Regions from separate parts of the Homo sapiens genome. Here region 2 is linked to region 1. Evidence: chromatin contacts called from ENCODE POLR2A ChIA-PET data. All regions are on one chromosome and are shown on one strand. Each heading gives the region's core, a stretch centred on a gene start or an enhancer-like site at or near the end of the contact. The rest is flanking DNA. Distances are from core to core; before and after follow the strand shown. Region 1 has its middle 31 kb from the start of TM4SF4. Region 2 has its middle 37 kb from the start of TM4SF4.

The links. ChIA-PET counts read pairs that join two places held with the same protein, here RNA polymerase II (POLR2A).
Region 2: POLR2A ChIA-PET joins it to region 1 with 12 read pairs in AG04449. The contact joins two enhancer-like sites. POLR2A ChIA-PET finds 5 or more read pairs at or near these places in 3 of 52 experiments (AG04449, OCI-LY7 and PC-9).

Annotation. Positions count from the first base shown.
Region 1 is chr3:149,441,947-149,444,473 of GRCh38, forward strand. No RefSeq gene overlaps it. Among named protein-coding and RNA genes, the nearest start is that of TM4SF4, 31 kb to the right of the region's middle. RefSeq lists an enhancer at 2,320-2,527. Within about 2 kb of position 1,270, at least 3 of the 41 ENCODE cell types and tissues checked have a DNase peak (open chromatin) inside an H3K27ac peak, as active enhancers do; they include PC-9, where a contact is called at or near this core.
Region 2 is chr3:149,510,012-149,512,538 of GRCh38, forward strand. No RefSeq gene overlaps it. Among named protein-coding and RNA genes, the nearest start is that of TM4SF4, 37 kb to the left of the region's middle. RefSeq lists a silencer at 2,456-2,527. Within about 2 kb of position 1,265, at least 3 of the 41 ENCODE cell types and tissues checked have a DNase peak (open chromatin) inside an H3K27ac peak, as active enhancers do; they include PC-9, where a contact is called at or near this core.

The sequences.
Region 1 (2,527 bases), core at 20-2,519:
GCTTTCAGGAGACACAGTTCTGAAAAGATAAAGTGGCCACCTCCCAATATTGACAATACAATAGTAGAGGCTTCATAAAATTGAACTTCCATTTAGCCTTCTCATCTCTGAACCAAACCATCTTAATTCCTTTTATCTTTTCTTATACATATTGTCTACTCATTTATTTTCCTTTTGTTCCTCTCTAGTCTCAAATATGTGTACTGTAGAGTTCCACATTGGACAGGAATGCCAGCTACTTTCAGTCTGTGTATAGTCCCATCATTACAGAGCAAATCATGGTACTTTCCAAAATAACAATCTCCAGCAGTCACAAACGTTCAGCCTCTGGTGCACCAGATTTTCAGCTCTAGAAATTATGACTTAATGTTACTTTGTATATAGGTATGTGATTAGCTCACAGTAGCCTTATGCTACATATAATTGCAATCAATCATGCAGAATAAATCTTCTGAAGATAGTGAAGATATATGGTAGTAATTCTGTAACCCTGTTCTGATGAGTGTAACCATGGTTTCCTTGCATTTTTAACTTTCCATGGATATTTCTTTGGAAGCAACACAGAATAAATGTAAATTTAACAAACGAATTTAATAAAGAAGATTCTACAACTGAAAAACAAAAAGTTATTTAGAAGTACTTGATCTTAACATTTTACTATGTGTATTTCGATTCTATTAAGAAGCACATTCAAATTTCTCCGCCAGGAATAAGAGAATCACAGATAATTTGAAGTTTTATTAAAAGCAGTACCACCCCCAGAAAAATAAAGACTTTAGCTTTTATAACTGTATTCAAGCCGTTCAATAATAAGCTAAAGTGTGCATATGTGACTCTTCAGGATCTGAAAGCTGCCAGTTTGCCTTCCCATGTATCACTTTTCTCTAATTAATCTTTTAATTAGAAAGATTCTTCCATTCAAACCACATTATTTCATGTGACACATTCTACCAGCCAACCCCCATGACATTTTTACATCAACCCTCAGTAATAAGTGAAGGCTACAAATATAAATAGGCAATTAAAAAGAAGGAAGTAATTAGCTTGTATTAGAGAACACTGAGCTGATTAGTCATCTTGAAGTGTGGCTTGCTCTAGTTATTTTTAGCAGCAGTAAAACATACTTCTTTTCCTGCATTGCCACTGTCTTGTATTCATAGGCCTGACTACTACCTAAAATATTATCCACACAGAGATTTGCGTGGGCAAAGAACAACAATGCAGTGGGAGGTTCTTAGGACATATGGGAAAACGGGTCTGTTCATTTGTTTGTTCATGTATGTTTTTTTTCTTTCCAAATGGCTGTGTGCAGGAATATGAAATGTAGATTTTGATGAAGTCACCTTCCCCAACTGTCTTTTCTGGTTCTGTCTGGATCCAAACCTTACCATGCAAATTATAAGCACAAACTGGCGTTTTAGTCTCTCTTGCCTGCATGGTGCTTACAAAAATATCCTCACTGTGCTCCGAACTCTGTGAAGGCAATGATCCCAAGCTTCCAGTTAAGGTCACTAATCTCTAACTTCAAAATATAAACACAAGTAGAAAACATTGCCTATATTAACTCCTTTTTTGAGTTCATAACATTGGTTTCCCATGAATTGATTACCTATCTTTTTTCAAAAAAGAACTTTGCTTACAAATACACCTGTGATATGTTCTTATCTAAGTTGAAAAAAAAAGCATGATATAATTATTAAGAACTGAACAAAGGTTACAGGAAACATGGTATGATATGGAGCACTTAATTACCATGCCAGCCCCCAGATACGACTGAGTGGCGGTGACTAACAGGTGGTGTCATCTCCCTCCTCCAGGCATAGTAGATCCCCCTGTTATTTATTATAAGAGGCTACTCCTAGTATGGCAGCCCTCTTGTTTAACACTGATATGGCAAGGGTCCTGTTTCTCCAGTTCTTAGCTCCTAAGGAGGGACACTGCCTATAGGTTCAAAGAGTGTAGGGACTCTCGATGGGACCTAGACACTGAGGTAGAGAAGAGTAATGGGATAGCTGATGCTCTACAGTGGGGAAGTCACTCAAACATAATCCCAAGTCAGTGTCATTCAAGCCAGAACTTTGGTTCCAGGAAGCCTCAGAAAAGATGGAGTTTCTGTAGCAGGTAGGGAAGGCACTTAGGGGAGAGAGACAGAAAGCTCTGCATCAGCCATAGGAGAAACAGAAATAATTTCCTATGGAACGCCCAAAGGATCCACCCAGAATCCCACTGGACTCTAGTGGACCTGGAGGAGTTTTGGCCAGATGCTCCTAGAGGCTGGCTATGGGGCTACCAGTGTGGATCCCAGAGTGTTTATATGAACAATGCAGAGTAAGGTAAATATGAATATGATTCCTACTTTGAGAAGCCACACACACACACACACACACACACACACACACACACACCATCAATTCGTTTTTTTTTTTTTTTAATTTTTTTAGTATTTATTGATCATTCTTGGGTGTTTCTCGCAGAGGGGGATTTGGCAGGGTCATAGGACAATAGTGGAGGGAAGGTCAGCAGATAA
Region 2 (2,527 bases), core at 15-2,514, 68 kb after region 1:
GGAGTTGTCATAAGTAGCCTGGGGCCAGGCGCAGTGGCTCATGCCTGTAATCCTAGCACTTTGGGAGGTTGAGGCAGGAGGATCACTTGAGCCCAGGAGTTCGAGGCTGCAGTGAGCTATGACTGCACCAGTGTACTACAGCCTGAGCAACAGAACAAGATCCTGTCTCTAAAAGGAAGAAGAAGAAGGAGGAGGAGGAGGAGGAGAGAAAAGTAGCCTGGGTCTACAGAGCTTAGCTCCTTTGCAGAGCTTTTAAAAATCCCAGTGTCCATTCCCGCCCCACTTCCAGGTATATTAATTTAATTAAGTGAGTTTGGAGGCCAGGCATCAGACATCAGTCCTTTTTATTTTTAACTCACCAGGTGATTCTAATAAGGAAGCAGGTTGGAGAACTGTTCTGGAGTGTTTTCAAACTCGAGTCCTGGGGGGTTTGCTAAACACAGAGTGCCAGCTCCCACCCCAGAGTTGCTGATTCAGTAGGCTTGGGGGTCGAGTATTGCTTCTTTTTTTTTCTTTCTTTTCTTTTCTTTCTTTTCCTTTCTTTTTCTTTTTCTTTAGCTGTCTTTCTCTTTCTTTCCCTCCCTCCTCTTCTTTCCTTCCTTCCTTCTTTTCCCTCCCTCTTTCTTTCTTTCCTTCTTTCTTTCTTTCCTTCCTTCCTTTCCTTCTTTCTTTTCTTTCTTTCTCTCTTCCTCTCTCTCTTTCTTTCTCTCTCTCTCTCTTTCTTTCTTTCTTTTCTTTCTTTCTTTCTTCCTCTTTCTTTTTTGACAGTTTCTCTTTTGTTGCCCAAGCTGGAATGCAATGGTGCTATCTCCATTCACTGCAACCTCCGCCTCATGAGTTCAAGTGATTCTCCTGCCTCAGCCTCCCGAGTAGCGGGATTACAGGTGCACACCACCACGCCCGGCTAATTTTTTGTATTTTTAGTAGAAACAGGGTTTCACCGTGTTAGCCAGCTGGTCTTGAACTCCTGACCTCAGGTGATCCACTTGCCTTGGCCTCCCAAAGTGTTGGGATTACAGGTGTGAGCCACTGCACCCAGCCTCCTTCTTTTTGTAGAGATGGGGCCTTGCTGTGTTGCCCAGGCTGGTCTCCTATCTTGGCCTCAAGCTATCCTCCTACACTGGCCTCCTAAATGCTGGGATTACAGACCTACCCCACCATGCCCTGCTGGACGTTTCTATTAAGTTCCTTAATGATGCTAATGCTGCCAGCCCAGATTCCACACTTTGAGAACTGCAGAAGTGTTTACACTCTCTTAAATAGTACCTACGGTCACATGAATTATTTTTTCCCAGCCTTGGAGAGCCTGAAGATTTCATCGCATTCTTAAAGATCCATGACCCCAGAAAAATTAAGAGCCAGATTAGAGTCTAATTATGCATTGAAAGCTTTTTCTAGGCAGGGTTTCACAGGAGATGATTTTGCAACTGGTTCAGTCTTGGAGTAGTCCCAAGGGTGTATATTTGTGTTTGCTTAAGCACCTGGGCATTGCAGGCTATATGATGCCAACACCCTTACCAGTCCACACTCAGTTTCCTACCAAGAAATTGCAATACTAGGAGCATCAGCTTGGTAAAGAGAGTAAACATGACAACTTTTCCCAGCATCAAATGTGAATATTGTGGAGAGGTAGAAAAACAGGGAGAGGGGAAGAAAGAGAATTCCCGTGATGCTATTGAAGCAGAAATAAAACCTCTGCAGATAATCCTGCTGCCTATTGATGTTGGGGCCACAAACTTGGGAAAATGAATGTTGTGCCATCATAATCACCCTAAGGATCAGTTACATAACATTTAATCATAAATTATACTCATCCAAAATGTGGCATGGGAAGTTCATATGTAAACTTTAATGTATTTTTTTATTCTTTAAAAATTTCCATTTTTGTGAATGTTTTATAATGTACACAATACACTAGAACAGTCATTTTGTATTTAATTTATAACATTAAAAAATAAACAAGCAAACATACATACATCGGGGCTCCATGATGAAAAAAAAAATTGGAGATTACTCCTTAGGTGTCAAACTTGACTGCACCAGAATCACATGGAAGCTCACCGAACAAATGCAGAGTCTCAGACCTCAGTCTCTTTCAGGTTCAGGAGGTCTGAGAAATTCACAGTTACACCAACAACTTGGGAAATTCTAAGGCAGGTGAGCCATTGACTCTACTGTGAACCCTGCTCTGAAAATGACTTTAGTTTTTTTTGTTTTTTTTTCTCTTTGTACTTAATAACTTTATTCTGACTCAAAAGCCATAGAACTCCTCACCAAAGGACACATAGGTCAGTGCAAAGAAGGAAACAAACACGTCTGTATTCTGCATGTCTTTCTCCTTCCCCCTTCAGCAATGCCCCATCCTATTCCCAGCCCTGGTCGGCTGCACCCCCTGAGCCAGGCTCTGGTCACTCACTACACCATGACAAAGCCACCTGCCGCCTGCTAATGGTGACTCGGCTCAGCCATTAGAGGGCAGCAGATAACAGGTCACTAAGCAGATAATTTCTCCGCGAGCAGGTTTGCC